Linked DNA regions of Homo sapiens: region 2 is linked to region 1. A link is a contact called in ENCODE Hi-C or POLR2A ChIA-PET data. All regions are on one chromosome and are shown on one strand. The core of a region is the stretch at or near the end of the contact, and the rest is flanking DNA. Distances in the headings are between cores, read along the strand shown.

Region 1 (5,898 bases), core at 2,821-5,320:
TGATCCTTCTGCCTCAGCCCCCCAAAGCACTGGGATTACAGGCATGGACCTCTGCACACGGGCCTGGCTTATGTTCCTCTTCTGCTCAACCAGGACAATGGTGGTAGGTGGTTAGAGACAGTCTGAGCAGATGGGGAGGCAGATGAAGAATCTGATGCATCCCCGGAGGTCTTTCTGCCCATTCTGGTAGGCAGATGTCGTGGCCGTCCCCAGGGTCCAGCCCAGGCCTTAGCTCATAGCCCATTTAGTGCCTGCCAAGTACAGGTCTCCCAGATGTATAATAGAACCTGACTATCGCTAGCTAGCTGTCCTTTTCTGTGGAATCTGCCTTCCCACCCCAGTTAGAGTCTTCCCTGACATCCATAGACCTATCTACAGCCCTCTGCTGCTGTTGCTAAGGAACCCCCAGGGCCCCATGAAGGCCCTTCTTGACCCTTCCCACTAAAACCTCTGCCAGCTCCACAGTAGCAGGGGCCTCATTAGCCAATCTGAGAGTGAAGTGGCTTCGTTGTCTGGGGAAATACCCGAGGTTCGTTGTCTCGAGCCGACAAGATTAACGACATGGACACACACGCACGGAGTAGGTTTAAGGGGCGGAAACTTTAATAGACACAGAAAGAAGAGAGAGAGAGAGAGCTTCCTCAGGCAGAGGAAGGGGGTGCCCAAGAGGGTTTCTAAGTTTGGGGTGGGATGCAGTTGATTATATAGAGGGGCTTGAGGAGGCGGTGTTTGATTTACGTAGGTCCCAGGGGATTGGTTTGGCCAGGTATGTCATTTACACAGCCTTCGAAGAAACTGGCCCTCCCACCCTAATCTTTTATTATGCAAATGTGGCCTCAACCTGGTGGTGCCATGACACCTGCACAGGTGACAACAAGGAGAGGGAGGGGAAGTCACCATGTTGGAATGTACTTGGCTTCCAGGTACAGCTGCTGGCACTTACACATGTGACCTTCCAGCTTGCTTATCTATGCTTGCAGCTTGGCTTTTGGGCTGCTTTCTGTTAGAAAAGAAATGGTTTGGGGGCTGCTTTTTATTAAAAGGAAATTCCACTGAGAACTCTTTTACCCACACTAACTGCCTAAAACAATTTCTTAATAACTTCTATATCATTCATGCTGGTTCTATAGACTCAAGGTCTCAGGGCACAGAGAATTTGGGACCCCATGGTGCCCCAGCCTCTAGATGCCAGGTCCTGAGGGCAGTTAGGGATAACTGCATTTAGGCTGGGAACGTAATGCCATTCCTACTGCAGTTTGAAATTTGTGGGCTGGCATGGAAAGCCATTGCATGGGGCCTCTCACACAGCACTCAATAAACTCTAACAAACCTCATGATAACCTGTTTCTACATGTGGGACCATTTGTATCTTTCAAAGATCTTCCATGGAACTCTCTGGAAATACTAAAATAGAGATCTTTGTAAGGGCCACTGCACTTTAGTCTGGGCAACATAGCAAGATCCCATCTCAAATAATAATAATAATAATAATAATAGTAGAGGTCTTAGAATCTGAGAGTGGAATTCCAACCCTGGCTCTGTCATGGCACAGTGTGACTATATCACACACAGCTGCTCTGGGTCCTGCTTTTAAGATGTGTACAATGAGTGGCTTGCCTAGCGTTGCTGGTTTTCTAATAAACCCTGACCACACAGAGGTGCCTGGGGAGGAGGAAGGGAGGGAGAGCTCTGTGCTGTCCTTCCAGCTCCTACAGAAGAATCTGTCTTAGTCAGGCCTCCCCATAAGATTTCATTTGAAAGAAAGTTTTGCACTTAGAAAGTAAAGCTCAAAAGCCACAGGACTAGGAGAGAACCAAGACCTTCCCAGCTCTAACATTCTGGAACTGAGCGCCAGAGCCTGGCATGTGACAAGCTGGCATTGCATTCCCCTCAAAGATGTCACTTAGGAAAAAGCTGACTCACTCATAGGAGTTAAATGGATTCTTCTAAGGGAAGACAAGACCAGTAGCTAACTCATTACTGAGCAGGCTCAATAACACTGATTGTCAAAGGAGCACGTCTACTGGTCGCAAAGTGCCATATGGCTGATTGCGTCTAATAAAATGAGCTCATGTTGAATTGACAATCTGTATATGTCTCTGTTGTCCCCAAAAAGACAGCTGAAAATGATTGAGGGCTGCAAGTATTTGGTGACTGCACCATGGATACAGTAATTTAACTCAGCTGTCACTAAGCTTGTGCCAGATTTGGCCTAGCAGACATTTTTGTGTTGATGGGGCGTGTTTCTTGGTGTGTCTCACTACAGGTGATGGGGTCAGTCCCAGCTGAGGGGTCCACATGGACTCCCCAGCAGGGGCAGTGTATGGCTGTGAGAGCTGCTCACACATCTCTAAGTCCTCATCCATTCCTTCTGTTCCCACGCCCTGCCCATCTCCTCCCACCAGATACAGTGCCAGGTGGGGAAGGCAAGTGAGGACGGTGGGGAGGGGGGTGCAGTGGCAAAGGCCCCCCAACACAGTCTGCTTTGTGACTTGTGGCTGGAGGACTCCACCTAGCACCTTCCTTCTGAGCTGAGCTCCAGCCTGGGCCCCAGTTGCCCCGAGTCCTGGTTAGAGTTCAGAGCTGCAGCTCAGGGTGGTAGCTGCAAGCCCCATGCGGCTACTGAGCACTCTAAATGTGGCAATTCCAAACTGACACTGAATTTCAAGCCCTTGGTACTAGAAAAAGAGACTATAAAAATCTTACAAATTTTATACGATTACATGTTGGAATGATAATGATTTTTATATACAAAGTATATTGCTAAAGTTAATTTCACCTGTTTCTTTTTATTATTATTACTTCTTAGTTAGCCACTAGAAAATGTAAGATGACGTGTGTGGCTCACATTATAATTCTGTTGGGCGCCACTGATCTAGAAAGAATTCGATTTGTAAAGGGGCCCAGATGGACCATTTCAGGGGATTCGGCAAGTGTTTGCCGAGCACCTTCTGTGTGCAGCTCATCTGCCGCACAGATGGCTGTCTGAGCTGCTGGGGGAGGTGGGAGGTGGGGTCGGAGCAGGGAGCTGCCCCATTGGAGGAGCGTGGGGAGCAGTGCCCATCCCTGAGCTGAACCACGGACATCTTCCTCAGGAAGCACTTTGAGTATCTGGGCCCAGCACAGCCCGGAACCCTCCCAGTACCTCTAAGGTTACAAGTAATTGTCTAAGGCCTACGTTATTCCTGCACACCCAAACACAGCCCTCAGCATCTCATGGGAAAAGAGAGCCTTATCTCCAAGATGCACTTTGAAGTTTAAAAATAAAAGTGGGGGTGACCAGTGCAGTGCTGGTTGGCCTCAGCCCATGATGGGGGCTTGGGAGAGTTTTCTTCTCTTTCTTCTCTTCCTCCCTCCCCTTCCTCCCTTCCATTCTCCTCTCCTTCCTTCCTTTCATCCTTTCCTTCATTCCTTCCTTCCTCCCTCCCCTTCCTTCCTTCCATCCTCCTCTCCTCTCCTCTCCTCTCCTCTCCTCTCCTCTCCTCTCCTCCCCTCCCCTCCCCTCCCCTCCCCTCCCCTCCCCTCCCCTCTCCTCTCCTTCCCTGCCTCCCTCCCTTTGATGCTTAAGACTCAGCACAGGAAGAGAGAGCTCCTAGGAACATGAAAGCTGAAGATAAACCCCAAAGCCTCCTTTGTCTTCCCTTAATCTGCTTTAAGCTCCCACCAGCTCAAGCCTAATTGAGTTAGTTCTTGAGTGAAAGGGAGCTTTGGTGATGTTAAACTGTTATTTAATCACAAGTGGCAGGTGGGATGTGGGGCAAAGGGCAGGAAAAGTGGGTCTGTGGGAACGTAGAGCTGAGCAAAGCCTTCCTTCCTCCCCTCGCATCAGGGAAGGCCCGCGATGCCCTTTCATTAGTATTTCAGCCAGTGTTTTCCAAATTGCTGACCATAAACCGTTAGGGGATTGGGAAATCAGTTTCGTGGATTTCAACGAGCATTGTTGAAATGTGGGGGGTGGTGCGGCCTGGGAAGAGTAGAACAGAAAGTAACAGAAGGCTTTGCAGGTAGTGAAAGGAAGTATTGCTTCCTGAAACTTTTGACTTAGATGTGAGTCAGCTGTGTGTGCATGTGCACTTAATTGCAACAGAAAATGCACTTTTTGCTGTGGGTCATGAGCAAAAAAGTTTGAAAGCTTCTCTCTGATGCTCCTAGAAATAGAGTCCCTTCTGTGCGTGGGTCAGGAGAAATGATAAGCAACAGAGGATGGGGAACAGGAATCCTTGGCTGTGTGATAGAAAAGGCTGTGGGGAGGTGCGAGGTGGGAGGTGGGAGAAGCAGCAGGGTCTGAGTGCCCGGGCCTGGGCAGCCTGTTAAACTTCATGGCCCCATGGTCTGTTTGCTTCTGCACCTGCAGCAGGGAGCAGAGGCCAGGCCCCAGGGGGCACGTGGCTCCACATTCTGAAAATCAAATTAGTGGACAAGGGAATGGAAGGCCTCTTTGAGGGGCTCTGTGCCACATGTATTCACCTGGGATCGGGGAAGGAAGGATGACAATGGAGAGAGTGTTCTGGGAGGAAATTCAGTTCTCACCTGAGTAGACTGTCTGTGGGGGGCTTTGCAGATGCTCAGCGTTGCAGAAGATGACGTTTCTATTTCCACTGTTAAAGAACCCGTCTTGGCCAGGCGCAGTGGCTCACACCTATAATCCCAGCACTTTGGGAGGCCGAGGTGGGTGGATCACGAGATCAGGAGTTTGAGACCAGCCTGGCCAATGTGGTGAAACCCTGTCTCTACTAAAAATACAAAAAATTAGCAGGGTGTGGTGGCACACGCCTGTAATCCCAGCTACTCGGGAGGCTGAGGAAGGAGAATCACTTGAATCCAGGAGGCGGAGGTTGCAGTGAGCTGAGATCGTGCCATTGCACTCCAGCCTGGGCGACAGAGCAAGACTCCATCTCGAGAAGAAGAAGAAGAAAAAAGGAACCCCTCTTATTCTTTCGCCATTCGTATTTTATGTGTATAACAGTCAATATTATGATGAGCACTGGGATTCATACTAACTCATTCTATTGCTAAAACAATTTTTTCACTGAGCTTTTTCTTTTGGTGCCTCTTAAATAATCTCACTATTAAGCCAAAAAAATCAGAAAGTGAGCTATTTGGGAAAAAACAAGCACAAAGATGAACTCAACCCTGGTTGAAATATAGCCCTGGGGAAGGGAACTACTTGATCTCCCAAAGCACAAAGATCGGCGACTTTGTAGCACTTTGAGTGTCTGGGCCTGGCAGGCAGCTCTGAATGTTCCTGTTGCCTCTAAGGTTACAAATGATTGTCTAAGGCCTATGTTACACCTTCATACCCATGTACGACACTCAGCCTCTCATGAGAAAAGAAAGCTTTATCTCTAAGATGAACTTTGAGGTTTAAAAATAAAAGCAGGGCTGCCGTTTCCCAGGGCCACTGTTGAGACTGCGCAGAATGGGCTATTTCTTTACAAATAAACAAGCGTCTTACAGGCTGACCAGCTAACTGGCATTTCAGGTGGCTGAAACTTTTCCTTTGAGGCCTACCCAGGTGAAGGGACATTTACTTGGGTTTAACATGTTTGCATCTGAGGAGAAATTTTTAAAAGCATTTTTCTTATGGAGAAAGGGAAACATTTTGCTATTTATTTATTTATTTATATTTTAGAGATGGAGTCTCACTTCGTCACCCAGGCTGGAGAGCAGTGGCGTGATCATAGCTCACCGCAGCCTCGACCTGGGCTCAAGGAATTGTCCCAGGAAACTGTTCTTTTCAAATGGCGGGGAGACAGAAAATGCTGATGATCCACAGTGCTGCTCAAGTTTAGAATGCAACAAAGAAACAGCCAGTTGTTGTGAAATTATTCGCCAATCATTACACACAATGACAGGAAATTATTTATAGAAAAAATCCCAACATAATTTCTTTCCCCA
Region 2 (5,981 bases), core at 1,767-4,266, 160 kb before region 1:
CCCCACCTTAATACATAGTTATTAAACTTTACCGAGTGTCTCTTCTGTAGAAATTGAGATAATCATAGAATTGTTCTCCCTTATTCTAGCAATGTTAACTACATTGACAAATGTTTTCCATGGAACCATTCTTGCCTTCCTGAGCTGAATACTAATTGGTTGTAATTTTTCTTAATACGCTATTAGAGTCAGTAAGATTATGTAGCATATTATTTATTCTTTGAAATTTTGGTAGAGATTACCTAGGTAACCATCTGGGCCTGGCACCCCAGGTTTTGCTTGGCAGTGTTTTCATTGTTATTTATTTTATAATTTTCCTATTAGTTTATTTTAATGTAAATATATTTGTTAGCATGTTAATTGGTTTCCAGACATAGTTGACCCTTAAACAACAAAGATTTGAATTGCACGGGTCCACTTCTACTGGAGGTTTCTTCTGCCTCTGCCACCCCTGAGACAGCAAGACCAACTCTTCCTCTTCCTCCTCCTCCCCAGCTACTCAATGTGAAGACGATGAGGATGAAGACTTTGATGATGATCTGCTTCCACTTAATCAATAGAAAATGTATTTTCTCTTTCTTAGAATTTTCTTAATAATATTTGCTTTGCTCTAGCTTTCTTTATTGTAAGAATAATGTATATAATACATATAACATACACAGTATGTGTTAATCAACTATTTGTGTTATCGGTGATGTTCCTGTCAACTGTAGGCTATTAGTAAAGCTTTTGGAGGGAGTCAAAAGTTGTATGTGAATTTTTGACTGAGCGGGGGGTCAATGTTCCTAACTCCCATGTTATTTAAGGGTTAGTTGGATATGGTATTTCAAAAAGATACTTTTTTGATATTGATTTCTAATTTTATTGTTATGTGGTCAGAGAATACATGGGAGATATATATATATATAATATTGATTCTTTAGAATTGATCATTGAGGTACATAGTCAGTTTTTAGAAACATCCTATGTATGCCTGAAAAGAATGTGTATCTTCTCTTTGTTAGACATTGAGTCCTGTATATAACTCATAGTTCAAGCATACTCTATATCTTTGTTTATAATTTTTATCTGCTCAAGCCATTAGTGTTTGAGAAAGGTGTGCTAAGTCTTCACCCACAACTGTTGATTTACCCTTGCTTCATGTATTTTGAGGATATATGGTTTTGAATTTAGGTGATTATATCTTTTGGCTGTATGATTCTTTTTGCCAGTAACCTATGATTCTTTTTAACTTGAATTCTATTTTGTTAAAGGTTGAGATTGTTATCCCAGTTTTCCAGTTTGGGCTCATCTTTTCCCACCTTTTATTTTCATCCCCTTAAAGACTTTTTGGAAATGGAATGGTGGTTATCAGAGGCTGGGAAGAGAAGGGGGCTGTAGGGATGAAGAGAAGTAGGTTAAGGGGTACAAAAATACAGTCGGATAGAAGAAATAAGTTCTCGTATTCAATAGTACAGCAGAGAAGTTATACTTAACAGTAGTTTATTGTAAGCCAAGCATGGTGGCTCATGCCTGTAATCCCAGCACTTGGGGACGCTGAGGTGGGTGAATTACTTGAAGCAAGGAATTCAAGACCAGCCTGGGCAACATGGGGAAAACTTGTCTCCAGAAAAACTAGCTGGGTGTGGTGGCACATGCCTATAGTCCTAGCTACTTGAGAGACTGGAGTGGGAGGATCGCTTGAGCCCAGGAGGTTGAGGATGCAGTGAACCCTGATTGTACCACTGCACTCTAGCGTGGGTGACAGAGTGATACCTTGTTTCAAAAAACAAAAATGAAAACAAAAAACAAAAACAAAATAAAACAATATAACTTATTGTATATTTCAAAAGAAAAACTAGAAGAAAAAAATATAATGTTCCCAACACAAAGAAATGTTTGAGGTGAGGGGTATTCCAATTACTCTGATTTGATCATTACACATTGTATACAGGTATCAAAATATCACATACACCCCATAAATATGTACAACTGTGATACGTCAATAAAAAATACAAAAACCTTTTTGCTGATTGGTTCCCAGTTATTGTGTTTTACAGGTTAGGGTATCTGTGTAGTGACTCTCTTTAAGTGGAGCGTTCTTTCACAGTATCCATGAAGTGGCAGAATTCAGTTACGTGGGTAGGCACAGGCTTTCTGTGAGCTGCCCTCCCTGATCTTGCTCTTTCCCTGCACCTTCATAGCTCCTAGCTGCATAAGAGGCCTGGTGATGTGGCTTTCAAGAGTCAAACAGAAACCCAAAGTGAAAGTCGAGTTTTTCTGCTGCTGGCCTCCCTAACTGAGGTCTGCTTTACTCCCATACAGGCCCTAGTAGATGTTTGCCCACAGCAGGAACCCAGCTCTAAATGAAGGGATGGGGCAGGAGGCAGGTAGGGAGGTTTAGTGAAGGATGAGCCTGGATGATGCTGTTGAAAGGCTTCATCATGATTCAAACATTGTACTGTTCTGTGTCTTTCTCATTCCGCCCTGCTTCTGAGAGTTGGTCTGAAGGTTGTGCTTCCTCAGCTCTGAGGTTTTTGGATTAGTGTCTGTCAGTTACAAAATGGAGATAATAAAGCAGGGAGGCCGGGCGTGGTGGCTCATGCCTGTAACCCCAGCACTTTGGGAGGCCGAGGCGGGTAAGTTACTTGCGGTCAGGGGCTGACATTTGCTTGAAGCCTCCAGCTCATGACTGAGCCAGGACTACCCTTGCCAAGCCATTCCTGACTTCCTGATCCACAGAAACTTTGAGAGATACAAGTCACTGATTATTGTTTTAAGCCACTAAGTTATGGGATTATTCAATGCACAATGATAGATACACTGACTTTTTACATGAGCTTCAAAACTGTCATTCCAACTCTACTCTCCTCTCTAAATCATACTGAAGGCTGACTGATGAAATCTTCCTAAGATACAAATTTAATCCAGCTGTTCTTATATTCAAGAACACTTGTAACCTAGCAATCAGTGGCTTGACGCCCAATGCGCATAGAGGCCAATACCATTGTGCCAGCTTTTGAGAAAAGAAAAAGCTTTATTGCGACTCAACTGGCAAAGAGACAGTAGGAAATGCTCAAGTCTGTCTCCCCAAGCTGGGGTTTGGTTTGTGTTTTATAAGCGCAGGGTAATGAGGTGTGGTCTAAATGGATCTTGCAATGAGGTGATGCCGGGAGGCATGGTTTGACTGCTTCCTGCCATGGGATGATGCCGGAGCTCCATCTGATTGGATCCCGGATCCTACCATCCAGTGTCTGCTTCTTAACTCAGTCCCTGCTCCTCCGTCCCAGCACGTAGGTCCCCACTGTGGTTGCACACTTAGATCTCCTGGGCAGGCTCAGGTCATGTGACCTTCAACCTGGGAGTCCATGATGACTGAAAAACAAGTCATAACTTTGTTACATAAAAGTTGAGCTGGGTGGGGTGTGGTGGCTCACGCCTGTAATCCCAGCACTTTGGGAGGCTGAGATGGGTGGATCACCTGAGGTCAGGAGTTTGAGACCAGCCTGGCCAACATGATGAAACCCCATCTCTACTAAAAATACAAAAATTAGCTAGGCGTGGTGGCGCATGCCTGTAATCCCAGCTACTCGGGAGGCGAGGCAGGGGAATCGCTTGAACCTAGGAGGTGGAGGTTGCAGTGAGCCGAGATTGCGCCATTGCACTCCATCCTGGCGACAGAGCAAAAATCTGTCTCAAAAAAAAAAAAAAAAAAGTTGAGCCAGATTGGTCCGGTGCAGTTGCACTGACTATATTTTGCCAATTAAGTCTGGTCCAGATTCATTAGTTTGAGGTTCAGTGCCCTCCGTGAGCTACCCCTGCTGCATCCCATGTGTCCAACCACATGTATCCCATGTTAACTCTCTTCCGTCAGTTGGGTGGACTCCTGAGGGGTCCCCCAACGCCTACTCACAATTCCTGGACATGCATTTTCCAGTACAAATTCCACTCCGTGTCTCTCAGCTTGTGCTGATGCTTCCCTCGCTGCAATTCCTTTGGGGTTTATGGTCTTTGTCACTCATGTTGGAAGTAATTAGGTCCTGTTATGTTCTGGATCTTTCTTCTGCTGCCTATGTCTCTGCCTTGATCCTCCACTGTGGCGTATGTGCCTTGAGGTTGGGTAGCAAAGGTCTGGTTTTGCTACATGTCTTTGTTGACTTTTTGCTAGAACGTGCTGTGTCTTCTCTTCTCCCCACCTCAGTTTTCTCAGCTGTAGGTGAAGAAATTGGACTACGTGGGGTCTCAGGCATCTTCTGGAGCTAGCAGCTCATGAGCCCGCTGACAAACTGAACCCATGCAGAAATGTAATAACTGTCCGTCTCCCTGCCTCTAGCTTTTCTCCCTTTGAATCTAGCCCCTCCCACCCCCACTGCCAAACTTGTTTTTCCTATGACACAGATTTGATTGTGTTAATCTTTTTAAATATTTAAATATTTCTTCCAGCAGTGTTCTGTAATTTTCTTTTTTTTTAACTTTTATTTGTTAAATAGGTAACATAGGTAAAGACATGTCACATAGGTAGAGATGTGTCACAGGGGTTTGTTGTCCATATTATTTCATCACCCAGGTATCAAGCCCAGTACCCAACAGTTATCTTGTCTTCTCCTCTCCTTCCTCCCACCTTCCACCCTCCACCCTGTAGACCCCAGTGACTTTTGTTTCCTTCTTTGTGTTCATAAGTTCTCATCACTTAGCTCCCAGGGTTAATCTTCTTAGAAGTGTCCACTGAATTTCCATTACCTACAGAATAAAGTCACAGCTTCTTAAGAGTCAATGAGAAGGTTCATTGTTGACGAAGGGCCTGTTCTGTGCCAAGGGCTGGGAGACTCAGTGAGCCAGTCAAAGCCGCCTCCAGGCTGCAGACAGGAAGGCACCGGGCTCTAGCAGCGGGTCCCCAGTTTTGCTTGTGAGCTGCATTCCACTGGCCACTCTGCCTTTCATAGAGGTGAGGTATTAATAGTAGTTGAGGAAGACTTTATGAGGGAGATTGGATTGGTGCTGAGCTTTGAAAGATGAATGAAATCATTTGGGGGATTCATCCACAAAAAACACAGAGACTGGCCAACACTGATTTGCAGGGTAAGTTTACGGCATTCTAATGAGACTAGCCTTGTTGGACCAGTAGATTCTAGTGCTGAGTAGTGTGAGGCTAGAAAGGCGTGTTCTCTTGTTCTCATGTAAGCTCTGGGGGTGAGCCTCTGCTATGTGTGTCCAAACGTACTGGGGCATCTCTGCGTGTGGGTGTTCATGTGTGTGGCCTAGAGGACATGTGAGTAAATGTGAATGTATGTGAGGGTGACAGAGTGTGTATGAGTGTGAGTAATGTGTGTGCAGATGTGAGTGGGTGTGTCACTTGGAGAGAGCGCTGAGGTGTAGACTTGCTGCTTTTCTTGTTTTTTATCTAGATGATATTAAAACTCAGAATGAACTTTGGCATCCTTTGTACTCACAGTTTATCAGCTGTTAATTTTCCCTGCCCAAGCATAGTAGAGTAGCCATAGTGTTCCAACATTTTTAGTGTTCACTTATGGCATATTTTGGAAATTTGAAATTAAGCAAAAATCTCAAAGAGCGGAGAAAACAAGTAAGTACCCTTTGGGGAGATCCAAACAGGGGACCAGGCCTCTTTGGAGCTGTGAATAGGTTCCCTGCCTCACATCCCGATACGGTGTCCAGAGTGAGGACGTGGTGATTAAGGGAAGTACAAACTGGCAGGGCAGTGTCTGAGCTGAAATGGAGTCAGGCTGATCAGGACTCTTTCCGCGTTTCGGCTGGGGTGGCCTTGGAGAACCTGGTAAGCACTGCCTCATTGCCGGGTCCATTTCACAGGCTTCAGTTTCAGTGTCCAGCTGGAAAAGGGGAGAGGGGCTCTCCCTGATCTTACCAGATCCCTGGTAAGTCACTAAAATCTTCGCGTTTCCCCCAAACTCTGAAGTGGTCCTTCATTCACAAAGGGGGATCACCTGAAACTGTCCCATGGGAAAGTCCATAGTTTGTTGTTT

Evidence for each region. A loop is a pair of places that touch in the nucleus more often than their neighbours do. ChIA-PET counts read pairs that join two places held with the same protein, here RNA polymerase II (POLR2A). Pooled maps may share reads with other maps.
Region 2: a loop to region 1 is called in a pooled map, with 2.7 times the contacts of the local background. The contact joins two enhancer-like sites. A Hi-C loop is called at or near these places in 4 of 50 pooled maps. POLR2A ChIA-PET finds 5 or more read pairs at or near these places in 4 of 52 experiments (MCF 10A, Panc1, activated CD8-positive, alpha-beta T cell and 1 more).

Annotation. Positions count from the first base shown.
Region 1 is chr1:229,025,828-229,031,725 of GRCh38, reverse strand. No RefSeq gene overlaps it. Among named protein-coding and RNA genes, the nearest start is that of LINC02815, 130 kb to the left of the region's middle. RefSeq lists an enhancer at 3,465-4,202. Within about 2 kb of position 4,070, at least 7 of the 41 ENCODE cell types and tissues checked have a DNase peak (open chromatin) inside an H3K27ac peak, as active enhancers do.
Region 2 is chr1:229,183,127-229,189,107 of GRCh38, reverse strand. No RefSeq gene overlaps it. Among named protein-coding and RNA genes, the nearest start is that of LINC02815, 31 kb to the right of the region's middle. RefSeq lists an enhancer at 2,304-2,353. Within about 2 kb of position 3,016, at least 3 of the 41 ENCODE cell types and tissues checked have a DNase peak (open chromatin) inside an H3K27ac peak, as active enhancers do.